6 separate regions of the Homo sapiens genome follow, and regions 2, 3, 4, 5 and 6 are each linked to region 1. Evidence: chromatin loops called from intact Hi-C (ENCODE). Cell type or tissue: dorsolateral prefrontal cortex. All regions are shown on one strand.

Region 1 (5,000 bases):
CATGTGACGTTATTTTGTTTAAAAATATAAATGGATACTTAAGAGACTTTGCAAAGTATTTACCAAATCACAGCAACCCAGTCCTCTGAAGTAGTGATCCTAAGTGATGACAATTAAGATTCTTTCCAGGTTGCTACCAAAATTTAAATGTCTAAATTCAAGGAAAATTTTCAAAATAATGCAGTTCTTTATTTGCGCACAATGATTTAATCATCTAATAGCTGTGTTTTGCTGATTTTTCAAACTTGTTCATAGGTCAGACCACTAGAATCGAACACAAAGAGCAATGTTAAAATAAAACCTAAAATAGCATGTCATATTTACAGTAAACCCAACTAAAAATCATCAGTAAAAGTAGCTGCCAATGTAAAGGTGTTTGGATTTTTTTTTTCCTTTAGACTTACCAATTGGGGTGGAGGTAAGCGGAGGAAACATAACATTTGGAAAAAAGCTATGATATCGAATTTCCTTAAATTAGAAACCAAGTGTGTCAGCAAAATAATAATAATAGTAAACCATACAAATCTTAGATTACTGTGAAATACTTTCAGATTGGAATTTGGCAAATAAAAGACATCACAAATACTGACAGAGAAGCCTGTCTAAATTAGGGGGAAAAAAAACCACACCTTTCGTATTCAACATTTCAACATTTTTCAAAAGAAATGCAATTTTATAACTTTCAAACGTATGTAGTAACTGAAACCGCTTTAATACGTTTAGATAATTCAAGTGGAATAAACCTGCTAAGTAAATCAGCGACATACGTAAGACTGAAGAGGGAATGCTGGGTGCTTAAGAGAACACATGCTTCTCGATCACTTCAGGAGCCTCCATTTACTAATGGACATTATGAATTAAAACATAAACTCAATTTTTAGACTAACACTAAAAACATACAATAATTACAATGGAGCTCTATATCTGATTTTTAAAATCTTAGTGGATTTTTAAAAATTCGTTTTTCTCCTCTTTCATGATCTCACTTCCTTGTCATGGCGGCCATATGAGATTTGTTCTATTAGCTCCTTTTATAGATGAGGCGGTACAGAGAGTAAGTGACTTGTCCAAATCTATCCTCTTTGTTTGTGGAAACTAAAACTCAAAGATGAGTAATTTGAATGTCACCCCATTCCTGGCATGGGGGACAATTTCAGAAAAGCCATTTAAGAGAAAATTTACTATCACTATACTAATCTCTTTTGTTATTTTTAGCTTACCTTGTTTCATCAATATACACAGATTCAAGCACTGTGGCTGCATATTCCAAATTCTTCTTAAGATCTACCACTGAAGCTTCCCCTCTCTCTAATTGTTTGACCAAAGACCGTAATCTAGAAAAATAAAAAGACATAATTTCATTAGAATAGAGGAAACAAAGAATAATCCTACAACTATGGTGATACATTTTACAGTCATCGAATATTCTCACTTATTCTGATACATCTGAAAGGAAAATAATTATGGGACCAAAGGAGCAGGTAATAAAATAAATGTATACATTTTTGCCATTGTGAAGTAAGAAGAAAAAATTTCTCTCCAACCAGGCACTGACCATACTTTCTAGCTAGCTTTTATCTTTATGAATCCTAAATTATCAATGATTTTGCTTTTTCTCAAATTTTCATCTTTTTTGTTCTATGTGGATGTAGTAAAGCCTGACCAGCAGCAAAATCACCAAATACCTCTTGAGATTCTGCTCTGTTGAAGGCACTTGGTCCAGCAGTGGCCCCAGATAATGGCAGCCCCATGACCCAGGCATGTCCCAAGACAGATGAAAACATATAAACCACTGAGAACCACAAGAGGGCTACAGAAGGAATAGATGAAAGTAAATTGTTTTACTGGACAGAAAAAATCACTCTGAGAGGAGATAAATACCCTAGTTAAAAAAGAAAAGAAAATATGAGGATTGATTTTAAACCGAGGAATTCCAGACTATACAAGAGAAGCAATAAAACATGTTTTTTCTGTTATTTATATGAACATTATCTGCACAGAGGACTTAGTATTCATGAGAACAATAAAATGACTACAGATGATCAACATGCGGTAACTGAGAATACTGTAAATACCACAGAGATTTGGAGATTGGGCAACTCTTCAGGCTGTTTGATAACCAGCAATGAAAAGAGTAGAGACTTTGAAGACGAACTGGGGTTTGAAGCTCACTTCATAACTTATTAGCTGTGCAACCCTAGGTAAGTTATGTAACATCTTTGAGTGTTATCTTAATGAAGAGCAAAGTATGAAATTTCTAAAGTTGACCTAAAGATTAAATGAAATTGATATAGAGTATGTGACTCGGTTGTTCTTTGAAAAGGCAATCGTTATAGCTATTGTCATTATTCAATGACTTTGATCACCACAGATAACCAAATGAGAAAAATTCTAGCAAGATATTTAAAATGATTGTCAAATCTCCACTTCCCGTTGGTATACGCAATCTGTTCTCACCTTCCTGACATCAAAATATCCTCAAATAGGTTGCCTTCATGGCAAGGTATAGACTACTCCCTTCCTGATTTGCATGAAAATGACCCACAATAAAGAATGAGAAAAAATCTTGGATCAACCTTAAAAAGTAAGCAAGAGGGTCAACCATAAAATAATTTCCAGGAGTTTCAATGATATAAAATACAAATAACATTAGATTCAGGTAGTATCTACCTGAATTACGAATCTGCAATATATCAAACGGAAATATGCAAAGGAAATCAGCAGAGGCCCCTGCAGGCTTGGAGGTGAAGGTCAGCCTTGGCAATGCCATTAGCAGCACTGGGAAGAGTTCTGAATTTCAGAGGCAGCACGAGACAGGGAGTTGGCAGGGAAGGGCATGCCAGTCACTCACACAGAAGGATAGCCAGCCTGCCAAAGAATGGGGAGACAGCAGCAGGGAGCTCTGACTGCTGCTCCAAATAAGGATTGGAAGCTCTTTAGCAAAACACATTCCTGGCTAAGTCTGCCTCCAGTTCTGATTCTCACCTCAAGGTGCCCAGCTATCCCCTAGGCTGTTTGGACTCCCAAACGAAAAAATGAGAGTAAAATTAAACTTTTCAAAGTTTAGTCTCAAAAATGAAAGTAAAATTAGACTTTTTAAAGTTTACTCTCAAACATAAGAGTAAAATTAAACTTCTTAAAAATGCCTCTCTCCATTTGGGGCTTACAGGTTCTATCAGGAACTGACATGTAACTCTAGTAGAATCCATCTCAATTCTAGAACCTAAGAGGAAATGACAAAAACCAAGAAAATGATGAGAAAAATTATAAGAGTAATAGAAGTAAAAGCCAGAAGATCCTATCTACCTATAATAGAACTTCCCTAGGAAATAAACAACAGAAGCAGCTTTAATTGAATAAGTTTTCCTAGGCTAAAGTAAAACCTGTATAAGCAGATGAAAAGGGATCAAATACAATTTTTTAAAAGTAAATGAAAACATCAAATGTATGCTACTGTAATTTTTGATTTCAAAGAATAAAGAAACAAACTTGAAAATCTTTGAGAAAATGAAATATAATACTTACAAAGTAACAAAAAATTGTCCTGGCCATCTACTTCTATCATGTCAAACATCAAAAAGCAATTTAATAACAGTACCAATTTTTGAGAATAATATGGGAAACTTCAAGACATTTATATCTACATCTACAGAGTTACCAAGTACATAAGAAGCCAATAAATACATTCTCAGGTGTCAACAACTTCAAAATTTATCATTCATATCCTTTCCAGAAAACAAAACAAAAACAAAAACTTTAAGCACAGTGGTCTTCCAAGGGAGTGAATTCGTGAGTCTCCAGTTAAATGGATTGTTGATTCATGACCTAGATTTAACTAACTCAAACTGTACCAAATGGACAAGTAATTTAAAAAGATTCTGGAAAGAAGAGACAGATAAAATAAAATGCTGATAATACAAGGACAACTAAACATGAAAATGAGCTGACACGTCTCCTTTTACTAGGACAATCTCCTATTTCTCATACAAACACTTCCTCTCCCACTTTTACAAACTAAAAGCTAATTCTCATCAGTTGAAAAATAATTGGAATTATTAAGGACATTATATGGACTATGGATGTATAGCCACTAATTTTTAACAATTCCCACTCCTGGGAAAGCACAGTATTGAGAGAATCAAGTCATGAAGGGGCCTCATATCACCTTGTGATCAGGGGGCTGGGACCCCAGGGCCAGAAGAGGAGTGGGGCCTTCAGGGAAAGCTTCACTTAGAATCTCACTCAGCTGTTCCAATGAGTAGCACTGAAATCGGCTCCATCAGGGAGACCCAGGCTTTGTGCCACAATTAGCAGAAAATCAGCCATTCAGAGGCTTCTCCCTGATGTAGTCACCAGTGGTGCCAGGCAGACATTAGGCAGTCACATTTATGCATTCAGTGTGAAGTTCTGACCCAACAGGAAGCTGTAAATAGAAAGCAAAACCCTAGCCAAGTGGTTTCAACAGATCCAGAGAGGAAATGACACAGAAATAATGCACCTTTTGGATGCGTGGGAGGCACTAGAAATTTATATGTAACCCTGTCTTTCCAGCTTATGAGATGAGCAGAAGATTCAATCAACTTCCTGGCAGACAGTGAGGGAACCTAGAACAACCCGTCACTCTGTTTATGGAAGAACACCCAGCTGACATTCACCTTTCTTTACTCAAGGATGATGAAACAGAAAAAAAATTCATGAAGAGATGCAGCAATAAAGACAGAAGAAAATACAGCATTCAAAATGTGAAAGGATTCACTTTTGAAAAAAAAAATCACTAATGGAAACAGAAGTGAATTTTAGGGAGCATCTGCTGTGTGTTCAATACAATTCAAAAAAAACCCATAGATCTCTGAAACAAAGGTAAAAGCCCAAATCAACACAATAAGAAGTTTCTTTAAAAAGAAAAAAACATGACAATAGAAAGACTACAAGAACTTATTGTTAAAAAGAGTTAAGTGGTGACCAGCTTTGTATATACCCATCTCCTGTTTGGGTGTCAC
Region 2 (5,000 bases), 320 kb after region 1:
GGACTGTTGAAAATCAAACTGAATTTAAATGGTCTGTCTGCAATTGCAGTGCATATTGTGGCTCTCTCTTGTTCATCCCTTCTTAATCTTCAGTCAAGCTCTGCTTTGACCAATGCCTTTGGTTACTCTCCAGAAAAAGGAGGAGGAGGAGCTTCGTAGCACATCTGAGACTATGTCAGAGCAATAGGAAGATAGCCAGAAGCAAATAGAGGAAAGCAATCGACAGAGGTAGGAAATCAGGGTCAGAAGAACACCACCATCCCAGGTACTCACGGAAGCATCAGGGAGTGCTCTGAACTTCCAAATGTCAGCACACAACAGCAGTGTTAAGCCTCTTCACCTAGATCTCAATGGACTTGGAGCTTCCAGCTGACATCTGGGTTACATGTATCATCCATAAACTCTTAGAAGCTACTTATGGAATCATCAGCCAGTCCACTGGTGGACCACTGGCTAACATATTAGGGACCTAGGGATATGTCTTTGTATATATTTCAAAGACTCTATCAAGCACATTCAAAAAGAGAAGGCAGAGTGAGTCTCAGTGTCCTGCCCCTTACCCCCATACACATGCCAGTCCATCACTCTGACCACAACCACCAATGCTTTCCAGGACACAGTGAATATTCCTCCGCTGGATGGGCTCCTGCAAAGAGCTCATGACCCCATGACAGGGATGTCATACAAGGGATTTGAGCTTTAGACAGAGTGGTGAGCACTGGACTGGATCATTTGTAAACTCTACTTTAACTTGAAATCTTTCAAATCCCAATGAATACATCTGTTGACTGAACCAAGCTGATCGGCTTGCCTGATAACAACTGTGTTTGATGAAAGGGGTGGAGAAATGGGGTAAGATAAGGTGGTGAAGTCCCCTTGTGGGCAAGCAGAGAAATTTTGGGTCAACACAAGTTGGGGTCTAACTGTGGCTCTGAAACATGGATGTGTCACAGGTCACTGGGGGAGCTTCGAGAGGATGATTATAAGTGTAGATAAGAAGCTAGTAGCCAGCTGTCTTGTGTTCTTTTGTGTTGCTTGCGTGGTTGATTGATTGGTTGGTTTTTGTGGTATGAAAACTTAACATGAGAGCTATCCTCTTAATGTATTTTAACGTGAACAATACCATATTGTTAACTACAGGGATTATGTTGTACAGCAGGTCTCCACATCTTATTCATCTTACATAATAGAAACTTTATACCCATGGAGCAACAACTTCCTGTTTGCTCCTCCCCACACCCAGCTCCTAGCAAACACCATCCAATTCTGCATTTCTATTAGTTTGACTATTTTGCTTGCCATAGCACCCTACATGTACGTGATCTCATCTGTCCTGGATCCCTTATATGGTTCTGTCTCAAACGTAGTACATGCCCCCGAGAACACTGAAAGCCCAGCCACCAGCCACACAGTCCCCCACTCATGGCATTTCTCAGTCGTTCCTCCCACATATTTCTTCTTCTTCTTTTTGTCTTCATCCATCCCCAGTTCAAGCTCCCTTCTTTTGTCACCAACCCTCCTAGCCATAACAACTGATCTAGTAAAGTTCCCTGGCTGAACTCTAGCACTGTCTCGGACATGATTTTGAGTTCCCTCTGGGGCTCCATACATGGCATCACCATGTCATAGGTGCTGCCTCCCTCTATTTCAACCAACCCCAGCGATCACCCCACTGCACATCTCTGCCTTCCATTTCCCATCTCTGCAGAGGGAAGGTGATCATTCACCCAGCACAAAAATACGAAGGGCCGCCCCTTGCTTCACTCCCCCATCCACCCTAAGTACTCCAGCTCTTTCACAGGAAAATCTATTTCCAAAAATACCTGGATTCTTAATTAATCTCTATTTTCTTATTGCTTTTGATACCGCTATAGTAGTCCCCCATTATCCGAGGGGGTACGTTCCAACAACTGCCTGAAACCAGGGATGGTGCCTAACATGATTGCTGTTAATCAGAACACGATTCTGCTCATGTCTACCCTCCGCAAATTTAATAACACTTCCATCTTAACTAAGCACTTATCCTGTCCTGTGGCCATAACTTTTGCAGCTTTAGTGCAACAACAAAACTAGCACGAATTTCTGTTTCCTTCTTTACAGTTTCACAGATAGAAAATTCGCTCTCCCTGTGGATCTCAGCAACCTTGGCATACAGTTTTTTTCTTTATTAAGTCAAGAACTTTCACCTTTTCACTTAAAGAAAGCACTTGCTGGCTTCTCTGTGGTGTATCCAAATTGCCAGCATCAGTACTCTTGCACTTTTTACTAAGTGCACTTAGAAATTGCACTTAGGCAATTACTAAATAAAATAAGGGTGATTTGAACACAAGCACTGCAATCTGATAAACGAGAGGGCCCCTAAGTCACTAACGTGTAGGTAGCATCTACACATGGATCCACTGGACAAAGGGAGGATTAACATCGTGGGTGGGGCAGAGTGAGATTTCATCTCGCTATTCAGAGCAGCACTCAAATCAAAACTTGTGAATTGTTTATTCCTGGAATTTTCCATTTCATATCTTCAGACCGCTATTAGCCACAAGTAACAAAACTGGGAAAGTGAAACCGCAGATAAGGGAGGACTTTTGTATTTTCTTGTCCACGATTGCTCATCTTGGGGGAGAAATTAGTCCTCCCTCAGGAAAGCAACCAGAACTCCAGCATACAGCTGCCCAGCCACAAGAGCTCTGTGGGCACTGTCTCCCTCGCTCGGGCTCCTCCAATGCCCTGGACTCCTGACAGAAGCTCTGTCCAATGCACTGAATGCAGCGTCTTTTACGTCCTCTAGAGGAGAGGGATGCCACCAAAATCTGGGCTTTTTCTGCCACACTGTGGCCACGTCTGAACACTACATGTGGCCACGTCTGAACACTACATGTGGCCTTCATTCCCTTACATGTGGTATTTGGAGTTTTTTCCAATGAAGATTAGAAGTTACCTTTTTTACCTATTATCCCCATTCAGACCCTCAAGCCTCAGCTAATGCTCACTTTCTCCAGGAGGACTCCCTTGAATTCACCTCCACACCAGGCTGGCTGAAGCGTCCCCGTTCTGACTCTCCCAGCTCCTCCTACCAATTGCTAGCATTTCCTTCCACATGCTGTATTGTAGTAGTCACTTCTGTCTCCCTAATTAGACTGCAAACCCTTTGAAGACAAACCAACTCATCTGTGTTATCTCCATGGCTCACAGAAGAACAGAAAAGTCTTCAATAAGTATATATGAAATTAAAGAAAAAAGGGAAGAAGAGAGGGGAGGAAGGCTGAAAACTCAAGGTAATAACAACCAGCCACACTTATTGAGCGCTTGTGGTATACAGTCCCTGTGCTTCATATAATGAATTCCAGGTTATCAGGGCCAATATCCACCTCTGCTGCCCCAGCTTCATCCAGCAATTAAAGGGTCCATGTCTGTCCTGTCAGGGGTCTCCTGGACTCTAGTCCTTCACATAGTCCATGACCAGCATCTGTTCTGATGTTCAGTGACCACGTCACATGTTTTCAAGTATTTTAACATTCACCCTTGCATGTGATCATCCACAACAACTTGGAAATAAGCTCTAGCATTGAGGTGAATCTGGCTGGGCTTCTGGGTTGGGTGAGGACTTGGAGAACCTTTCTATCTAGCTAAAGGATTGTAAATGCACCAATCAGTGCTCTGTGTCTGGCTAAAGGTTTGTAAATGCACCAATCAGCACTCTGTAAAAACGGACCAATCAGCACTCTGTAAAATGGACCAATCAGCACTCTGTAAAACGGACCAATCAGCACTCTGTAAAATGGACCAATCAGCAGGATGTGGGTGGAGCCAAAAAAGAGAATAAAAGCAGGCCAACCCCCCAGCCAACCCGTTTGGGTCTGCTTGTGCCCTGCAGAAGCTTTGTTCCTTCCCCCTTTGCAATGAATTTTCCTGCTGCTGGCTTTTTAGGTCTGCACTACCTTTATGAGCTGTAACACTCATTCTGCAGTTTCACTCCTGAAGCCAGCGAGACCATGAAGCAACCCCAAGGAAAACAACTCCAGACATGCCACCTTTAAGAGCTGTAACAGTCATTGCCAAGGTCTGCAGCTTCACCCCTGGAGTCATTAAGATCGTGAACCCATCAGAATGAAGAAACTCCGGACACATCTGAAAATCTTAAGGAACAAACTATGGACACACCATCTGTAAGAACTGTAACACTCACCAGGTGGGTCCATGTTTTCATTTTTGAAGTCAGCGAGACCAAGAACCCACCAGAAGAAACCGATTCTAGACGCAGTACTGTTCTAGGATCAAGGTGTGGAAAATGTGTTTTTAGAGGGGTAAGGTTACCTGCTCAACGCGGCACAGAATTCATAATTCTGGACACAGAATTCAAACCCCGGCTTGACCCCCAGAGCTTACATGGTGGCTGCTGGGGACTCTCCCACTAGCATGTAGGAGACCTTTGAGGATATATTCTGGGGGGATTTGGGGATTGTGTATGCTGATAATGGGACGGCTCACTGATTAGGATGCAGAGGAGCAGGGGGAAAGGAGCAGAAAGGGGCCAGTTTATGCAGTCTTCAATCAGCGTTTTTCTCTAGGTCAGGTGCAGTCAACCAGACACGGCCCATGGGCTCAAGGAGCTGACTGTCTAATAGAGACCGACAGTTGCATAAAACAGACATGTCTAGAGAGGAGGGTTTTTAGGGCCTGGCACTGGAGGGCAGCTTCACCAGCATCCCAGAGAGCAGGACTAGAAAGGGACCCCACAGCCAGCTGACTTCATCCCAGAAGTCCCCAATGTCAGGAGCCACAGTGGGTTCCAGGAGCTCCTCACCAAGTTGAGGCCTGGACCTGAGCAGGGGAGATCAGCTGTTCCCCACACTGCCCTTGTGGCTACGATGCGGTACCCACATGGGGTACTTTCCATGCGGCACCCATGTGAGGTGCCCACCATGCAGTACCCACATGAGGTATTCTTCTAGCTCACCCTGCCCACTGCAGAGCATGGCAGTGCCCACACCCGGTGGCTC
Region 3 (5,000 bases), 180 kb after region 1:
AAGCAATTTTTACGACCTTCTTCCTGGGAGCCCGTCTCCTGCTTAAATAAACATCAGTAAGAAAAGCTAAAAGCAAAACTATCTCTTAATATCTGTGACGGCACTGCCAAAGTAGATATAAATCCAAAGGATTAAGACAAAATCTCACTCTTCACAGATCTATCCCTGTAATTAGGGGAGGAGTAGGGTTTTTTCTAATTGAATTATTCACAGAGCTGTTTCAATTCTCTACTTTGTTTTTCCCCTTGTAGATTTAGCCAGAACAAAAACTGTAATCTTCTGCTGAATTTCACTTCAATGTCAGTCTAATTTTTCTAAGTCTTGCCTACCCACTCCTGCAGTGTTCCTTCCCTCTCCCCACTCTGTGCCCTTCCTCCCAACTCTTATCAAAACTGACTCCTGGCAGAAAGCAGCTGCTGGTCATTTACAATTCCAGGTGAATTTGAATCAGTGCCATGGCTCCTTGGGAGCATGAGTCCTTCCTATTTCATCCAAAATCCTATCTTGTAGTAGCATCATCTATGTAAGCCTCCCTAAACACACGCTCTATAAATCTCAACAATTTAAATATGGCAAAATGAGCCCATTGTCCAAAATACAGGGAAAAAAAGCGCCAACTAGCAGATGCATTTCTTGGGACCATTTTGAGCTCTTCTGTCAACTGAAATCAGATGAGCATTGGAAGCAAATTTTCCTGAGCTATAGTAGTTACCTTCACTGAAACTATGCCAAATCTCCCAGAAATTGGTGCTTTGAACGATTCTTTCATTTTTTTTTTAACAATGACTAATTTCAGTCAGTGATTTTATAGTCAGAATGGCAGTTCTGAAACAACATTTATGAGGCTTGATTTATGATAATTAATCCTTCTATTTCACTAATGAGCTAGGAAAGGCCTTATTTATGAAAGTGTTTAAATTCCTCACAGTTAGCAGACACGGTTTCCAGTGACACCCACATGGAATGGTATACTAAATGCAATAAACTTTTGTGGGTCATCCTTAGACAAAAGTCAGAGAGACAAATGAAAACAAGTGGCAGGATGTCAGTCGGAATTTGAACTACTCCTAAAACATCTGGAAGGAGCTTTCAAAGATTAATCTTTCACTTCCATATTTACTAGATGTATCTCTAGAGTGTAGGAAAAGTCTTGGTTATTTAAGCATTTTCTTTGGTTGGAATCTGGATAAACAACAGTTTAATGGTCTTTGGATATCCAATTGTGACTTTCAGACAAAATGCTCCATGCACTCTCATACTGATTGTCTAAATTATTGCTCTTCTGGTGGCCTTAAGGGAAAGGAAAGCTGTATTTTGGCAGAATATTGAATACCGGGTCCTTGCAATGGGTCCTTGGATTTGGGTAGAAATAGAAGGAAGGCCTTAAAGAGCAGAGAAAGGGCATGAATGGGCAGAGGTGGTACAGTGAGTGAGCGCTGTGGCCAGAACTGTGGACTGCTCCAGGAGACAAGGCCCAGCCATATCCATGGAGGCACCTCTGGAGCAGGCACAGGAGGCCAAGCCCCCTCAATGGAGCCTAAACTGCAGAAAGGCCTCTTGCCAGAGCCAGAGAGCCTCCACGCAGCCAAGCTTCACTTGGCCCTTCTGCAGTGGGCTAGGCTCCAGGCTTCAGGTCTCAGCCCCATGGCATGTGCCCTCTACCTCCCAGAAGGTCCGTGATGAGGGCTCATCCCATTTGGCTCCCTGGGTCATGGCCTCTTTCTGCCCTTGGAATACTGGGAATGACCATACTGGTTTCTGTCTCTGTTCCAAACCTATGTTTTGATGGGCATGATACCAAGTAGTCAATATAAGTTTCAAGTAAAGTTATGATTATTAGCTGGCCTAAGTAAATGCCAATATTTTGAACAAGTAAATGCCAATGAGAAAATATACATAAATTTTTGGTCTTCTGAAACCTTCCTTCAGACTATTTAGGGGTCACACTAAACTGTATTCTCTACTTACAAAATTTATAGATATATTAATTTGGCATCATTCAGATATACACAGAATTTTCCTGCTTACTTTGCTGGGCTGTAGATTATATCTCCAGACCTGTTTAATCTCCAGACTCACTTATCCAACTGCTCTTGCCTTCCCCATATCTCCCCTCATAGTCAGTATGTCCCACACTGAACTCATCCCATACTGAACTCTCTATCCCCCATTCATTCTGTTCCCACTCACGACAAGACCTGCAAACATGTTCCTCCCTTAGTGATCCTAATCTAAGAAAAAAGAACCTGGGGATTCAAGCCAAAACCCTGCGAGTTGACCTTAATTCCACTTTCTTCCTCATCCCCCATATCCAAGTCCTGTTGGATCTACCTCCTAAAAAGTTCTCACATCCATGCCTACTGATAATGGCTTCCCCTTGCTGAGGCCCCCTGGTGGATGAAGTCGGACCTGGCTCCTCTCCAGCTGTGTCTGGAGCCTTCGCCTCCTTCCAGTCTGCGCTGCAGCCACTTGGCCTTCTTTCATTTTCTCAGAGGGGCCATGCTCCTTCTTGTCTTTAGATCTTTACAGGTATAAACATCCCAGGCCTTAAATGCCTAGAATACGCTTCCCTAACTCTACTTAACTACAATTTACATAATCTTCATGTCTCAGCATGCGTCTCTTTTCCTCAGAGAAGCCTTCTCTGAATCCCGGACCAGGTTTGGGTCCTCTCTTCTATGTTTTCACAGCTCCCTGTGCTGGACTTCTTGCAGCACTCGTCACAGCAGGTAGTAATTTATGGAAGTATTGTTTAATATATTCCTCTACTGTAGGCTGAACATCCCCCGAGGGAGGGAGCCTTTGTCTTGTTTCCCACTAATTCCCTGGTGCTTAGCACAGCACCAGGCACATAGTAAGTGCCACAGAAATATTTGGTAAGTGAATGAATGACTGAATTTTCTGCATACAGATGTGTATTCCTTCAACTATATGAACAAAACTCATTACCTAAAATGATCAATTTTTATATCTTCTGGATGGAATGATTCTCTTTAGTTTTTTCATAATCTCACAAGCTAGGAACATCTAGCTTTGTCTTACGGTCATTAAGACTCATTTATTTTGTTTAATAACAGCTGTCAAGAGGACTCTGTATAAACAGTACAATAAAAGCCTGAAGAATACCAACACTTTACACGAATTCAGTATACTTCCTCCAGAAATAGAGTGTTGCATTTGTTGTAGAATTCATTTTTATTGCTAGTGGGAAACTCCGATGATGGTCATTCTCAAAGCTGTCCCAGTCTATTGTAATGTGCCTTATATTTGTTAAGTTGGTGCAAAAGTAATGCGGTTTTTGCCGCTAAAACTAACAGCAAAAACTGCAATTACTTTTGCATTAACCTAATAACAATTATTTCTTTTAGTTGTTTCTCAAAAATCCAGGAGATAGGTCCTATAAACACTTTTCTTCCATGTGGGGAAATGGAAACCAAGGAAAGTAGTCTTCCATGAGCCAAAGAAAATTAAAGATTGAAAACTAGAGATGGTAATGCAGAAACCTCTCTGCTGAGGGCTGCTTCCCAACTGACAGAGGAATGCTGTAAAGCTCAGTCAAGATATTAAGCACTTTGCTGCTAAATATTGAGTTGTAATTAACTAATACACTAGCATAACCAAATTACAATAATCAAGTGATGATGTACTAGTAAGCTGCATGAGTATTCAAGTAAAGAAAATTTCACTGTAAATGTGAGAATCTACTTCTTTTGATATTCACATTTTTCCCCTTTAATATACATTAAGAATGTATTTCAGAGAGATTTAACTTGATCTTTATTAAGAAAAGAAAGACTCGAAAACAATCCTTCAAACACAAATGTCTCCCTTCTCTGAATCCTAGCATGTAGCGTCCACATCACTTAGTCAGCAATTAATTATTGCCCTCTTTTTTGTTGTTGATTTTTAACCTTTTCACATGTATAAGACGTATCTTGTTTCCCTCAATATATTCTAAGTTTCCTGATGGTAAGGATTTTCTTCTGATATTTTCGTATCCCTTCTGAAGCTCCTAGCACCTAGTACATAATGGAAACCCAATAAAAATATGCTGAACGATCTGGCAATTCCAATTGAATGGGAGAGTAAAAGGACCAGTTAATACATTAAATATGTAATCTGGGGGAAACAAACAACAATTTTTTAAAGTATTCTCCTGGAATTGCTTTTCTGGTAAGATTCAGGTCAATGCCCTCTTCCCTGGGTCATCTCCTTGCAAGGATTTAATAATAAGAACCAAGATTCTCAGACCCACCACTCCAGGCCAAAGGTCTCTCCATGGCTCCATATTGCCATCACCAATAGCTACTTGAACATTCCAGAGGCTACCAATTTAACATATCTATACCCAAGTTTATCATTCTGCTTTATCCTAGCCTGCTCTTATCTCCATAGTCCCTAACGAGGCAAATAACACCAAATTCACTGAGACATCTAAGCTGAAAGAACTCAGAAGACAACAGCTCCTCTTTCTCTACTCTAAATCTATGTTCTGTCAATTCTCATTTCAAACATGCCCCCTGTTCTTTCATCTTCAGCAGCGCTACCCCAAATCAGGCATCTTCCCCAACTGGTCTCCAGGCCTCGAGTCGCATCTCCAATCTGTCCTCCACCCTTTTTCCAGAATTACAATCCTAAAATTCAAATCTAATTTTGTTACTCTCCAGCTTAACATCTTTTAACAATTTCTTATAACTGAAAGGATAAAACACAAACTTCTAAAAATATTATGTATCATAAAATATATATATATTTCTCTAGAAGATATGAAAGAACACCTAGAACACAGCACTTTTTTGTTGTATAGTAAAATGTGTTCAATTACTCACCTCCTCAAACTATGAGCATACATAATTTTGAGTAAAACAAAAAGTAAAATTTTTAAATGTCATGTATCACTACCCAGCCTCTGCCTTCCTTTCCAGCATCACCTCTCATGACTACACTTCTATCTGTCCCTCAGTACTGCACTAGATGAGCTGCAAGAGGACACCACACAT
Region 4 (5,000 bases), 95 kb before region 1:
TAACCAAGCTCTACAAATGAAAATAGCAAATATATTTTTGAAAATTTTATAGCATATAAAATTGTATAAAAATATCATCAAAGCAAGAAAAAAGGAAATGTATACTCTATAGTTCTACCTCTAGAATCAGTTATTGGACAATACCTATGGCTGTAGGTTTTTCCTATCCATCTATATATATTAATATAATATGTGACTGTATTTCTGTACCATCACACATATACCCACTCAAAGACAAGGACAGTAGTACACAAATTCTACTCCAAGATAGGTCATGAGAGGGAAGCAAAGACTATACAATGATGTGTCTCCAGGACAATCTATTTAAAACCCATTCTATAGCCATGGGGTTTTAATGGGCTTTATTTTAAATGAATTACCCTGCACCATAAACTGACTGAGAAATGATCCTGCAGGTTCAGAAGCCAGCACTCATGAAGAATACGTGGCTGAAGCTGACCAAAGCTGAGAGGATGAGTCTCCAGTTGGCACTGCCTCTGGCCTGCAACAGCCAGCATTCACCCCACAAAGGGGGACAAGGTCTCCTCAGGGGAGACTGAATGAGTGTGCCCTGAGCGAACTTAAAGGGCCCACACCCCACTCCCTGCTTCTCCTGGCTGAGCAGATGGCAGCCCAGGCTGGGTGCAAGTACAGTTAGTGAAGCCAGCCATTGCCAGGGTTAATCCACTTCTGCTTGGGAACAGAAGCCAGAATAAACATGAATTCATGTCAAATATGTCTGGCAATATTTTCCAAAAAATGACTAGGGTGGGTATTTAAGAAAACAATCAGGAATTAATATGTTTAAACTTGACCATCATACATCTTTCAGTCCAGGTCATCCACTGCACAATCGTTCCTTGTTTAATATAAAAACAAGAAGCTATTTCAGTGGCACAATTCTTGCTTAATTCAGACATTCCTGGAGAAGCAGCCAGCCTTTTTACAAATGTCCAAGGAGGATCTTTAGAGGCCTGCTTCCCATTTTTCTAATCTCCCTGGGAACATGTTCATGATCAGATAAACTGTCTAATGCAAATGACTCTGGTAACATTCTAACTCTAGTGTCACCTCTGTGCCCACTAGTGTCTTTGGTGAGAGAGAGGAAACCTTAAAAAGTAAAATCTGGCCTTGGCAGGTAATATGTCTCTTGATACCCAGAGGGAGGTTTTATAGGAATATTGTCATTGCTCATTATAATTTTTTTCATTAAGTTCATTTTCTTAGTGATAATGAGGCCTTTAATCATGGATCACAGTTGATAAATTATTACTTTCCATTTGTTCATGCATAAGATCCAATATAACATCATTATTGCAACATTATGTTCTTTAACATCTAACTTTGCCATGGTTTGGTGCTGTACCAATCATATTATTGGTGGAGCAGAACTATGCAGTGATTCCTCATGCTGCACATAGAGAATCTATTTGCTGTAGGAGAGTCTGTTTAAGGTTTTAAAAGTTTCCACTCGGATTCTCAGTAAATCCACTGACGTTTTATATAGATTGGTGTCATCTTCCCTTTTGGAAAGACATTCTCAGATAAATCCTGTTTTAGTGCTTTTTTTTTTTTGTATTGTTCTGTTTTTTTCTTAAATCAAGAGGCCATAGAGAAGTTTTTATTTTATTTTTTCCATAAATTTGGCTATGACAATTTCTCCCAAATTACCTGCAATTTCCTATCTCTGGTAATAAGCTATTTGTGTGAGTAGGGTATGCCTGCATATACTTAGAAGATAAGCCTTTAGCAGTGTGCTTGGCATATAGAAGTTGAATAAATTTTCAGGGAAATTTGAATTTTGTTTGCATTCACAAGTGGATAGTGGAATTCAGTTAGACGATTTTGAATGTGTTTCCTGAATGCTGACCGTGTTCCAAACACTGTGGTGGGCCAGCACTGCGTCTCCTGTGGGGTGTGTGGGCATCTCAGGATCAGAACAAAGTTTCCAATTAGGAAAAAAATTGTTGCCTGAATTCCCTAAATTCTCTTTATTTGGGATAGAACACCACATACACAGATTTCCAATCTTAGAATCTTCTCTATTTCACTATGAGAAAAAGATTTCATGCTTTTTTTCTATTGTTTTTCCTAGGCTCCATGGGGAATGTTACAAAGTAATTTCCATCATCAAAGTCTCTGCTCATAGGTTAAGAAAGAAGAAAATATATTATATTATCTATCTATCTATCTATCTATCTATCTATCTATCTATCTATCTATCTATCTATCTATCTATCATCTATCTATCTATCTATCTACCTACCTACCTATCTAAGGAAAAGTGACCCATGAGAGAAGTGATATTAAAATAAACAGTATCCATACTTCCAAAATATGGATAACAAAAATTGGTCTTCAACTTTTGGATTACCGTCTCACATCCCATGATAATGTTGCTTTTTACTTTACACTTTTGTATCTAAAGGCATGGTTCCAAGTGGAAAATATAATACAATGGCTTAAATTCTACAAATGAATGAACACGTGCACTAGGTTATTCTTTGGCTTTCAGATGTTTAGATATCATTTTACTGTTTAAGTGTATCAGATCCACAATGGGATCCTGTCAAATGTTTTCGGTAGTTTATAACAGCTCCAAAAATGAAATGGACAGTGGAAGAAAGTCCATTTGAATTTAATGGGTTAGAAATGAGTCTCTTGTCTGCTGCCATAAACTATTAGGGCTCATAACCTAAGAAAGATTGGCACAAATAAAATATGGAACAAAGGCCTCGATAAGAATGGGTCATTATGCCACTGAAACGTACCACATTAACACAACTTAAATATAGAGCTATTTGGTGACATGGGGACCCAAATTCAAGGGCTAACTTGTCACATTTTATCCAGGGACGTGTAGAGCGCATGGTTTCGTCTGTGGTAGGACTATCCCTATTGCTGTCCCCACATGCTAGTTAATTCTTAATTCAGGTGTGTAAGCCCTTGCTCTGTGTGTGTAAACCAGAGTAAGATGCCATAATCTGTGCAATAGAATAATGTTTGTCCCAAATTGCTGCTCAACTTGAAGAAAGCTATTTCAAGGGAATTAAAAGACCGCAGAAAATAAGCTAGAGCTTTGGAAATATTGCTTTTGCAGTCAGCACTGATTTGGAATAATTACTTTAATGTTTTATCAGCTCCAGTATCAATTCATAGCATCATATAATATAGCATTTTGTATTTTTAATAGATAACTGCATTTTTACTCAATATCCCTTCGAAACACTTTTTAAAGATTTAAAGCTAAGAGTGAGTTACATGGAGTTTTGTTTTGCTTCACTGAGAGTTTTAGGTGAAGTTCTTTATGGAATGAAATTCTCTTTCTATTCTTTTTCAGCTGATTAATGACTTAAAGCAAATGAAAAACATTTCCATTTTTATTGGTGCTAGAAAAAATGGCTATATTCCTGTTTCTTTTTCAAATGTTGTTTCTTGTTGCTTGTTAGATTATAAAATGGAAGCTGTAGACTTTCTATTTTGACTGGCCAAAAAGCCCCACATACAAAAATACAGAATATAAATGAGGTAAAAGGTCCAGGTTCCAAGGTCAAAAATTGACATACTCTTGGTTATATTTAATTTCAATACAAAATCATACCACCTCTAAGAACATAGCTTGCAAACCAATGCCCCATGGATTGAATGCAGCTCACAGGCATGTTTCATTTGATTAGCACAGTGTTTGTAAGTTTTTGAGTTAGTTGTCAATATGTAAAAATTTGGAGAGAGCTTATATCAAATCCTAGGTATCTAGGACCCCCATCCCCACACAGCTCAAATTCAGTTGCTGCCTACCAACTACCCTGTTTTGACAGCACCCACCCTCTCCAATTTCTCACAGTCCCCATTGCTCCTTCCTGTCTTGCTGATACAAAGGCCCACTATGAATTGCCATTTACCACAATGACTGTGATATTACATGGCTTGCTTTATTCATTTACTTGACCTGCTAGGCCCCTGAAGTCATTTGAATTTCTGGCCACATTATGTGGTGAGGTCATTGTTATGAACACAGGGAGCACAACAGAAAAATCTAAGTGTTTCTCCAAGGCAAAATGTAAAGCTGACAGAAGAAATCTGTTCAAATATCAGCATGCTGTTGTGCATTCGATACTACAAAGTTCTTCAGATCTTTCTGTTGGGGAACATTTTGGCAAGGCAAAGGTCCAGGAAGACCACATACAGTCTCTTTCTTTCTGCCTGAAAAAATGCCAATATTTCACCTTAGTAATAAAAGGACGTTTAAATATCTGTTCTCGTGCTTTTTCATGTAGAAATTAAATCTGTAGTGGGGAATACACTTAAACCTATTGCCTAGCTCTCTTTCTATTACTAATCCCCACTTCATCATCAGCATATTCATGTGCTTCACTCTTGGGAAGGACTCAGAGATTCCTGTGTGACCAATAACCACATTTTAAGAATCACTTTTATCTAAATCACATCATTTAGACTCATAAAATCCCACTTTACTTGCACTCCCTTAGATCCCACCTGTAATTTGGTCTCAAGGGGGCTGCAATGTTATTCTCTTTCCATGCTACATCTACTATTCTTATTTTTTATTCGTGCTATTAATCCACTTCTATCTTGTATTTTTAAAAACTCACTAAAATGCAAAGAATTATCTGCCATATCTCCCTGATACTAATTCCCTTAGCACTTTACTGAATAAAAAGAAGAGTGATGAAATAAAACCACAGATATCCAAAAGAAGATGTCCAGCCAGTGGTAAAAATTTCAGTAACCACTTAGTTATCAATGCTACCAGTGGAAACAATGGGTTCCCACTCAACAGTACAGTCACCAGCTGAACATTCAGGTTTATACTAATGAATGCACAGAGAAAATAAATTAGCCATCAAATAAAGATTCCTATAGAATAATCTTTTTTAGAAAACAAACAGAATTCTGTATTACAGAAGTGGGAAAAAAAGCATAAGAACAATTTTAAGTCTGAAAGGAAATTGGAGAAAACAAATGTTCCTGACTCAGGA
Region 5 (5,000 bases), 190 kb after region 1:
AACCTGGGCAATGATGTTAATAAAACCTGCATCCTAGCTAGCTCATGGCTCATTGTGTTGACAGGTCTCACGGCCATAAGCTGTCCTAAATATATATTTATCTTCATTTTGAATATTTAAAAGCTCACATTTGGGTTTTTATGCTTCACCACCTATTGATTGAGCATCTACTATGTGCTAAATGCTGTTCTAGGTATTGCAGTGAGTAAGTATGTGTCCTCATGGAACTTACATTCTAATGGAGGAGATGAAAAATTCAACAATAAATTAAATACGGGCGATACCAACAAGAAGGAGATGCGATAACATTGAATAATCCAGGCGTGAGTTGATGATCACATCCTGAAGTGAGATGTCTCTCAGACAAGCTGAACTGAATTCCTGACCATCTGTGGTCACCTACAGAGCCCTTTCTATAAAGGTGTCATGGTAATATATTGGTATGAAAATCCAATTATGGTTTGAGGCTTTCTAAAATGTTGAAAGAGCAGCTTCCTTTCTCTTACTGACAATCTGTTGTGTGGACAAATATGCACACACCCTTCCTTCCCCTAAGGGTTTCTATTTTGTGGACGGCAAAGTGTTATTCCAAGTTGTGGACTGCAAAAATGTTATTCCAAGTTGTATAAAAGAGTGTGTGCTTTGGTTTCCAGAGTCTTTAGCTATTTATTCTAGCACTGCTGTTATGTTTAAAAAGAAGAAGAAGAAGAAGTGGTAAGGATCACATACTGGTAAAAATATGTATAATAATAACAAATAATAGCATCTCCTTTTCAAATTAGAAAGTGAAGCTATAATCACCCCACACTTTTCATGTTCAAAAGCACTAGGTTCTGAGTAGATACAAGAGACTAGAAAATGAAAATGTAGTTACATTACACTGCAACACCTTGGAGAGAGAAGCCTAGCAGATATGAAACTGAGAAAGCTACACGACGCAGTGTTGTAAGTGCTAATGCTTTTCCACACAAGTTCCCGCCTCAGCATTGCTGATTTGACCAAACACTTGTCTCTAGCCCAAATGTCTCCATGGAGTCGGTTTAAATTGAAAAGCAGTCCAAGAGAAGAAGTTCCTGGGTGTATGGATATGAATCCCTCTAGTCAGCATGGCAAGGAATCCAGCTCGACAACGCTTTCACATTATACACTTTGGGCCCAGACTTTGTGGACACAACAAACTTTCTGTGTGCAGCACAATACAATCGGACGTAATGTTCACTAAATATAACATGAGATTACTGTAAACACCACTCCGAGAGCTGCTGCGTTGCAGGCATCTAAACTGTCAGGAAAGCCTGCCAGCCAGAGACAAGGTTTCCAAATAAATTTACAGTCTCCACTAGCGGTGGCTAGACAAGTCAAAAATCAAATTATTTGGCATGGTTTCCCATTGAAATCAATGGCAATGAAGCTCACTTGGACTATATATGGAATGGCTTTTATAAATTGCACCTGTCAATAAGGACCCCTTAAAGAAACACATACTACCTTAATGCTTCTCCTTAGAAACTTTGAATATCAAGCTAACTTAGATCAACACATTTTTTATTTGTCTTTTGTTTGTGTGTGTGCTTTCAAAAACAATAACAGCAGCAAAACAAACAAACTGGCAGGAAGCTGGTTTTCCCATCAGTGCCCTTGTTAGAAACAGAATGTCTAGAGAATATGCTTGGAGAAAAGCCATATTTTTAAACCACACTAGATATCTGATGCCAAATGACTGATGAAAGTAGTATCTAGTAGTAATGGAAGGTGTCTTTGGGACCTGCCCAGTGACTGAGGAGCAAGCTGTGAATATACAGCTATCCCTCAAGCTCCTGACTGGAGTGACCAGCAGTTCACTGATGATGAAATATTTTTACAGAAAATACCATGTATTTTCAGGTCACCTCTCCTCAGTACCCAAAAACAGACAGAACCCAATGAAGTGAATGAAATTCAGAGATCTCCATCCATCAGGGCAACTAGAATTCTGGCCACTCTATTTCATTGTTCAAATATTGCAAGAAAACCCCAATATCGTTTCTGCCCCCCCTTTCTCCACAAGAGCCTTTCCTTCTAGTAAACATTTCTCCACCAAAAAGAACCCCAGGAAATATCAGAAGTTCGACTGGGCTAAGGAGAGGGAAAAAAGAAATGTAGCAGCCAGAATGCATGTTGAATTTTAACTGTTGGTAAGTTCTTGGACCACCTGCCCAAGTGTATGCAAGCAGTTTGCAGAGAAAAATTCTTCCTTCAATTAAAAGTCCCTGTCTGGGTCTCAAACTTTTCTCCCTGGGCAAAAAGGATCAGAAACACCTCATTGAGTATTGGGCCACCATAACTGACTCATCAAAGGACATCTCTCCTTCCCCCCAAAAAAGCATGACTTGGAACAGCAAGGCATTCTAAGACAGAAAGACAACCCTCTCTGTGTTGGAAGAAAAGTAGCAGTGACTGTAATTAACAGAGCAGCAGTTGTGGAACTTCTAGGGTTGTATTTAAAGGCCCATGCAGGAACAGGGTGAGCAGTCGTGACTGCGGCTGTGTGGTAAAATAAGGATGGGAGCGGGAAATGGGGCAGGAGAAGTAAATAGGTATACTTACAGCCCGCGGAGCCGAAGCCAGATTTTCTCGATCTGTTCCGGTTGCAGGTATTTCAGAGAGTTGCTCTCAAATTCTTCAATCTCCTTGGTTGGCGACTCCATAGCTGCAGGTAGGTGACCACTGGCGGTGAAGCTGAGATAGTTTGGGCTGTCCCCTCCCCGTCTCCTCGCCCAGCTCGCGATGCCCAGCCAGGCGCGGCGCGCGTTTGCCCGGCACTTTCTCGGCGCGCTCCCCCTTCTGCGCCCCCAGACTCCGACTTAGAGCGGACTCCGATCGCGGCAAACCATGGCCCCAGGTGCGCTCCGGAGGCAGCTGCGGGAACCAGCCATGGTCCCGGGCTAATGCCCAGGGATAAGCACAGGGATAGGGATAGAGATAGGGATTGGGATTGGACTCCAGCTCCAAGAGAAAGCACCTCGGGTCTATTCGTATTCTCCCCCTACCCCCAAACAAAGCCACAGAAGCGATCAGCGCGCAGCTAAAGGGTTTGGAGGTGAAAAGGAGGGCTGGGTGGGGAGGAGAGAAAGTGAGAAGGGAGAGAAAAGCGGCGGCTGAGCAAAGCGGGAGCCGGCGCGGGCGGTGGGGCCTGACCCGGACGCCGCGCACCCGGCTCCGCCCCGCGCCCAGCGCCCCGCTCACTCCCTGGCCGCGCCTGCCTTCGCGCCCCTCTGTTTTCTCTCACTTACCAGCAGCTCTGCTGACAAGCGAGAAAACTGACAAGTGAGAAAAGTCGTCTGTCAGCGCCCGGGCTGGTGTCTGGGCTGTCACCGCGGGCGCGGAGGGAGGGGCGCGCGGGCACCGCCGTCTGCCGGGCACACGCTGGGCTCCGACCCCGGCCGGGCACACTCACCCCCGCAGGGCAGCCGCGGCCACCACCGACCTGCGGAGCTGCGTGGGCTTCCGGAACCCTCACCTCAACAAGAGCTCGGCTCCGCGCGCAAGTAGGAGGGAAGGGAAATCCTTATCCTCCCGGGGCCAGGGCACGCAGAAGCCGCGAGGCTTCGCGGAGGTTGGGCCTGGAGGTCCCCCACAGCCTCACTCTCGCACCCGCCACAGAACCGGATCCATTTTGAAATATTGAAGCGACTGATGGGGACGAAGGGAACCACACACCACACTCAAAAACTCTTGATGTTTTCTTGCTAAAGGGGCTCTCTCGCTCGCGCTCTCTCTCCTCCCTCATTCCCTCCCTCCCTCCCTTTCACCCCCCCACCCCCATCTCTCTCTCTTGTGCGGAAGAAAAGGAGAAAATATACCAATAGTGAGGAGGTAAGTTTCTTCAGATCAATATCACACGCTACTCAAGAGGGTCCCTCCTGGGTGCTGGCTGGGCGGCTGTGGATGGTGACAAAGTTTCAGCTCCACAAAGCTGCAACTCACTGTCAGGGTTCCCCTAGTTCATGAACAATGTCAATAAGGTAGAATGCTCTGGAAGAACGGGACCAGGTATGAAGTTGGGAGTCAGGGAGGGAGGACAGATGAAGAGAGGAACCAAAGACTGGGGGAATCCATGCCCAAGATGATTGCAAGCGACATCACAGAAGGGTCCGTCAAACTTCCTTCTAGGTGAAGCCACCACCAGGGGCTATTTCAAACCTGGCTCTCAGGGTTCCTGAGATTCAGGGTGGGGCATGCCCTATACAGTATTTTTCCTCAATGACAGGTAATACTTCTTTCCATCACACTCTCAGAATTATTTTCCTATCTATTAGATGATTACCTGCTTCCCAAAAGCATGATAAACTTAGAAGTGAGGACTAGTTTCTCTTCACTGCTCAAGTAAAGTTCCATTCACCTGACCTTAACAAAGGAATAAAATGGTCTCTAAATCATAAATGCTCACCCACTTCATAATTGGCATTCATTTTCCAGAACTTAGAGGTGAGAGTGATGAGGATGCTTGGCTGGCCCCATGCATTCTAGCAGAGAAGGTAGTAACTCAAGGTAAGACAAAAGACCTGTTTGATGAAAAACGACTTACCTACTCACCTGCCAGGTAAATCTGAAGTCGCCCCATTAAAGGCAGCCTTTTAAGGTTTATGGAGGCGCATATATTTTCACTGAGTTAAGGTATTATTACTAGGCAATGGTAACATTAAGCAATATTTTAACATGGAGTTCATCTATCTGAATAAAACCAATTACCCTTCCAGTGTCACCCAGCAGAGAAACAGTGCCCTGGGGAAATAGAATGTCACAAGAGGAAATTTTTATAGTGACGTGTTTTGAGAATGGAAGACAGCAGCATGGTCCCCAAATGGGGTATTTCCATTAGTGTGTGCACCTTGGGCAGCCTGCTGGCACCATGTGGAAGTACAATAATGATAATAACAGCAAACAAGTGTCAGAAACTTTCCATAGCCCAAGCATTGTTCTAAGTGTTCTACTCTCATGTAATACTCGAGACTATTCTA
Region 6 (5,000 bases), 160 kb after region 1:
GTTGTAGGAGTCTTTATTTTCCCTGATTCTTATTTTAAAGTGATTCCTGGTTTCTTTGAAATGGGCCATTCTGACAGACAAGTGGTCCACATAGCCCAAATGGCCACACTGCATGTTCTCAAGTAGAGAAAGGTCTTTATTAGGTGTTTTCTGTCTTTTGCTTGCAGCCCTTAGGGGAGTGATAATCTAGTTCACGATAAGGTAATTAAGGCAGGGAGTTGCCCCTCACCCACAAGGATACCCACAGCATAGCAATCCTTCCCTTCTCTTGCATACAAACCTCACTCAAGCCAGAGCAGGGACTGGGACTCAGATAACAAAAGCGGTGATAAAAATGAACTATCTGCTCATAGTATTCCTTCTAAATAAAACACCCATACCACCTTTCCACATCTGGCTGTTTTTCTTACTCATCCTTAAGCCTCAGGTGTCATCTACAGAAAGACTTTTCTGAACCCCCAAACTAAGCAGATGTAACTAAATCTTTACATCTTTATCCAAGAACTTAATATTGAAATTCTCTATGACTTTGTACCTTTGTCAAATAACTTATATTGAAATTACCTGTCTGGGTCCTATATCTCTCCAATTATGTCATTAGCTCCTTGAGGGCAGAAACCACATTTCATTTTTTGTTTTGGTTTTGGTTTAATGTCTCACAGTGCTTGACTACTAATTGCATAGTTCCACTCAGTAAACCTGTAGTGAAATGAAGAGTCTGAGAGTGGAGTCAGGTCAAAATTTACCTCCATAAATAAAATACACTCAACTCAAAACATTCAGTATGACTTATTTTTAAAATAAGTACTTTCAATTTGTTCAATCTCTCAGTAGTATTATTAATGCAAACCACATGGACTGACTTTCATTTTGCAAATCTCACCTACCCTTTTTAAATATATGGTGGAAACATAAGGTCCCTGCCCACAGATCTATGCATTGCAGAGCCTACTAGAAGATAAATACAGGGATCAAAAGAATAACAGTAGTAGGTGACACCTAGAATCTTAGGATAAAAGGGTTGGATTTCTTCTTTTAGCCTCTTTATGCAGACCTGCAAGTTTTGCCTTCACAGCCTTGAGGATCATCCTGAAGCATGAGACACAGATTCTCCCACCTCCGCCTATTGCAGACCCCATTCCAACAAATCCTCCAATAAATGAGATCCTGAAGAATTAATCTCCCGCACAAGCAGAATAAGTGCCTGAGGGAGGCCAAGTTTTGCAGAGAGTTAATTATGATGAAGGAAGACATTCTGTGGCCATTAATTTTTATTGGGAGGGCAGGCATTATATTAACAGCTAGTATATATATCTAGAATTGGGCCATATAGCATACACGCATTGTCTCATTTACTTATCACAACCCTTTGAATTAGGTACCATTAGTAAGCCCCACCCTGAGAATAAGCTTAACTGGCCGAAAAATCACAAAGTTTAAGTGGTGGAAAATGGATTTAAATTTACATCTCTCAGACCCCAAAATCCATGCTCTGAATGCTAGTGATATATTGCCTTTTTACAGTCTTCTGGTATAATTATGCTCCTACAATGTTCCACCCAAGCCAGTGGCAAAAGTAAGTCACTGATATCAAAGAGGGGGGATCATCTACCCTATGAATCTGAAGACAAAAAGCACCCTTTAAACATGATTCATCTTCGACACAAGAGACTAATTTAAGAAACATTTCTTTCTATTCAAAATAATGATGCTAAATGGGAAGCGATTTAAGCTTTACAATGGCTTCATCAGAATCTCATCTGTCAGATCTCAAAATCATGCTCCCAGAACATGTTTCTCAATAGAATGAATCAGCAGGAAAGAAAAGCAGATGTAAAGCAAACAGGTGAAAGTATGAAGTTAGCAATAACTGTGCTCATGGGCCACCACCACCATCAGCACCACCATCATCATCCTCATCACCAGTATTATATTGTTATTATTAAGTACCTTCATTCCCAAATAGTAGCATTATGTCCTCTGAAGGAATGGGGCTTCTGTTTACCCAGCAAACAGGCACTGTTTGCATTACCTTAAGGGTTAACCTACTTTCTTGATAATGGGTCATGAGTGAGTAGGGGTGATCAGTAAAGATAGTACTATTACAAACAACAGAGCACACTTGTAGTTACTAAAATTATCCAAAAAATCATGGCAAAATTATCAAAGATGTAGGATTATGAATTTGGTATGACAGCAGAAGGATGATTGCACATCTCACAGTCCATATTGCTCACATCGGGTTCTCACATGCTTTAATTGCAGTGCTAATTCTGAGAATTCTTGATTATGATCTAATGGTGGAACACATCTGAAAGATTAAAGAACTGATTGTAGAAAAGTCAACACAAAGTCCTCCATTTATGTACATACCAGAGTGCAGGACAACGGGGACGACCCTGTCCCCTGGTGGCAGAGCTCCGCGATTCAGAACCTCGCAGCAGGAAGGAACTTGCCTGTGACTCCACATTCAGCCATGCTTTCAGAAGCACTGGACTTTTATCAATTTCTAGGGATATTTGTGTTGTCAGGGTATACTAAGTAGGAATCTATTCCCATTTATATTGTGATTTGCTTTGTACCTACTAATTTTCACTGAAATCACTATTATAATTTACTGTCTCTACCCCCACAAGTAAGGGATGGAACTTCATTTCCCAGTAAATATATTTTGTTTTATTGCCTCCTAGGTAACAATGTGCAACAATACCAAAGTGTTTCATTTAAGACCTGTGATTTTGTGCTTTTCAGGACTAGTAAAATACAATAGCATGTGGAACTTATGATTTCTAATTTGTTTCAGAACGTAGTATACTGTGTTTATATAAGCCACACAATATTAACCCTTCAAGACAACTTTAAAATCTCTTTCAAAGCATGATTAAAAGTACGTCTAAAAATTTTCCTTGTGAAATGTAAATGTATCTAATACACCTATAAAATCTTGTCAGCTACATTTATGAAACATAAGTCATAAATTTACTACATAAACAACAATAAGTCAAAATAGTAACATTGATAACAATTGCTAAAATGTTCTTTACACTTACTAAAAGCCAGGATATACACTTAACACTTTTAATCTTTATCTCTTTTAACCCTTACAACAAACCCACAAGGTAAGTATGTTATTCTCTTTTTAAAGAAGAAGGTACAGCTTAGAACTATGTACCTCAACATTGGCACTCTAACATTTTGGATAATCCTTTGTTGTGGTGGAAATGTTCCATGTACTATAGGCTATTTAGCAGTATCCATGGTCTCTATTCACTTGATACCAGTAATATACCCCATATCCAGAAGTGACAACCAAAAACTGTCTGTAGACATTGCCAAATACCCTCGTAGGGCCAAATCAGCCAAATCACCCCCAGTCGAGAACCACTGGCTTAGAGAAATAAAGTAACTTACTAAAGGTCATATGCTTAGAATATAATTGAACAGAAGCCAGGCATTCTGACACAAGAATGTATACTCTCAATCAATGAAATACAGTGTTGTTTACTCTGTGATAGTTTAAAGAACATAAATTTTCCTCAAAATAGAAAACTAAAAATGAAGACAAACTGTAAATGCCTTCCCGTAGAAAGATATTCTATGGCCACAAGAGACTGTGCCCTTCCAAAATTTTCCTTTCCTAATTAAGGTCCATGTCCCAATGCCTATTGCCCTTACGTAGCTTGATCTCCTGCCCCACCTACCCCAATCTTCTTTAAGTCCTATTCCATGTGCCCCAAAAGACAGTCACCAATCCCTTGTTAAGGCTGATTCCATGCTTTAGTAAATAAGATCCAGACTCTGCCTCACAGAGCCCCTGAAGAACAAGACCTGTCTGCTTCCTACCTGTTCCCTTAGATGACCCAAGACTTCCACCTGTATCATCTCAAAGTGTAAGCCTTCTGCATAGTGGTCACTGAATTCCGGTACTGAAGTCCCAAGACTTCAGTGACTAAGGACTTTCCACACACCAAAGTCTTCCTATGTGCCTCACATAGACTATTTCATTCCAGGCTCACAAGAACCCTAGGAAGCAAATACTATTTCCATTTACCAAAAGAAACAGATTCCAGTAGGCAGGGGAAACCCACACAAGCATTTCACCAGGTTCACGACAGGACTCAGATTTTAACCCAAGTATGGACAACTCCAAACCCCTGCTCTGTATTCCAACCCTATACTCTTCCAATTTCATGGCAGGGCAAAGACTACAGACACACCCTTCCAAAGCATGTTCTCATCTTGCCATACTCCCTCCAGCTTGCTTAGAAGTTCATCATTCCAGCCCCCTCTCCTCGACATCCCAAATTTATGAGAATAAACAAAGCAGAGCTGAGTGTGACTTCACTTGTGGAATAGAAAAGGGAAAAATTCAGGCAGTGACCTCACGAACTTTGAAAAGGCAGTATCGTATTAAATCAGAGGATAGAAAAATACAGAACATGTTTTCTCTTATCCGATTCTATTTTTGTTATTTACTTTTTTTATGCATAAAGAGTTATGTATTCATGTATGACTGATCACATCGCTTCAAAGCACTTTAGCTGTTAAGTACGAAAATAGACAATTTTGAAAAAAGAACCTGGTGGTGGAGGTGAGGATTTTTCCCTTTCAATCACATTACTTAAATATAGCTTGTTGTTTTTTTGTTAAGTCTTCATTAAACTTTCCTGAGAGCTTCAACTTTTAGGTTAAGGCCAAATACGAAAACTTTCAAACATAAAATGTCTGAAGAGAAAAGAACAATTGGCAGAGTAGAGAAATGAACTACCAAAGGCAGATCTTTTTGACGTTGATTTATTCAGCTTTAAGCTGCTTCATTTGGGGAAGAAAAAAAAAGGAGGGGCTCCACAGCTGTAAAAATCTATAAAGCCAGGCTGAGCACAGTGGCTCATGCCTATGATCCCAGCACTTTGAAAGGCCAAGGCGGGTGGATCACTTGAGGTCAGGAGTTTGAGACCAGCCTGGCCAACATAGTAAAACCCCGTCTCTATTAAAAATAC

What was found. A loop is a pair of places that touch in the nucleus more often than their neighbours do. Peaks named below come from ENCODE experiments on the same cell type or tissue, not always from the same donor. Only the 100,000 strongest peaks of a DNase experiment are listed, where the experiment ranks them.
Region 2: it touches region 1 in a loop (2.7-fold over the local background); 2 of 110 quality-filtered maps call a loop at or near these places.
Region 3: it touches region 1 in a loop (3-fold over the local background); 19 of 110 quality-filtered maps call a loop at or near these places.
Region 4: a loop joins it to region 1, with 3 times the contacts of the local background. A loop is called at or near these places in 5 of 110 quality-filtered maps.
Region 5: it touches region 1 in a loop (2.3-fold over the local background); 18 of 110 quality-filtered maps call a loop at or near these places.
Region 6: it touches region 1 in a loop (2.3-fold over the local background); 11 of 110 quality-filtered maps call a loop at or near these places.

The regions. Positions count from the first base shown.
Region 1 is chr7:31,879,527-31,884,526 of GRCh38, forward strand. PDE1C (phosphodiesterase 1C) reads right to left here. Exons shown (of 18, transcript NM_001191057.4): 3 at 1,221-1,334. Among named protein-coding and RNA genes, the nearest start is that of PDE1C, 190 kb to the right of the region's middle. In dorsolateral prefrontal cortex, a CTCF peak has its summit at 2,779; DNase peaks (open chromatin) are centred at 2,825 and 4,325; H3K4me3 peaks cover 1,332 bases; H3K27ac peaks cover 3,115 bases.
Region 2 is chr7:32,201,769-32,206,768 of GRCh38, forward strand. It overlaps a transcript of PDE1C not described here. Among named protein-coding and RNA genes, the nearest start is that of PDE1C, 130 kb to the left of the region's middle. RefSeq lists an enhancer at 3,373-4,572. In dorsolateral prefrontal cortex, CTCF peaks have their summits at 2,840 and 3,041; a DNase peak (open chromatin) is centred at 2,783; H3K4me3 peaks cover 610 bases.
Region 3 is chr7:32,059,947-32,064,946 of GRCh38, forward strand. The region is part of intron 1 of PDE1C (phosphodiesterase 1C); the gene reads right to left. Among named protein-coding and RNA genes, the nearest start is that of PDE1C, 8.0 kb to the right of the region's middle. In dorsolateral prefrontal cortex, CTCF peaks have their summits at 203 and 2,387 (motif pointing left); a DNase peak (open chromatin) is centred at 2,425; H3K4me3 peaks cover 934 bases; H3K27ac peaks cover 4,755 bases.
Region 4 is chr7:31,784,718-31,789,717 of GRCh38, forward strand. All of the region lies in intron 16 of PDE1C (phosphodiesterase 1C), which reads right to left. Among named protein-coding and RNA genes, the nearest start is that of PPP1R17, 100 kb to the left of the region's middle. In dorsolateral prefrontal cortex, no CTCF peak of the experiment used is centred here; no DNase peak of the experiment used is centred here; H3K27ac peaks cover 2,960 bases.
Region 5 is chr7:32,067,707-32,072,706 of GRCh38, forward strand. It overlaps PDE1C (phosphodiesterase 1C), which reads right to left and starts at 2,701. Exons shown (of 18, transcript NM_001191057.4): 1 at 2,587-2,701. The coding sequence starts at 2,687. In dorsolateral prefrontal cortex, CTCF peaks have their summits at 2,754, 2,968 and 3,373 (motif pointing left); DNase peaks (open chromatin) are centred at 2,685 and 3,335; H3K4me3 peaks cover 5,000 bases; H3K27ac peaks cover 5,000 bases; H3K27me3 peaks cover 1,160 bases.
Region 6 is chr7:32,037,146-32,042,145 of GRCh38, forward strand. The region is part of intron 2 of PDE1C (phosphodiesterase 1C); the gene reads right to left. Among named protein-coding and RNA genes, the nearest start is that of PDE1C, 31 kb to the right of the region's middle. In dorsolateral prefrontal cortex, a CTCF peak has its summit at 2,423 (motif pointing left); a DNase peak (open chromatin) is centred at 2,416; H3K27ac peaks cover 1,566 bases.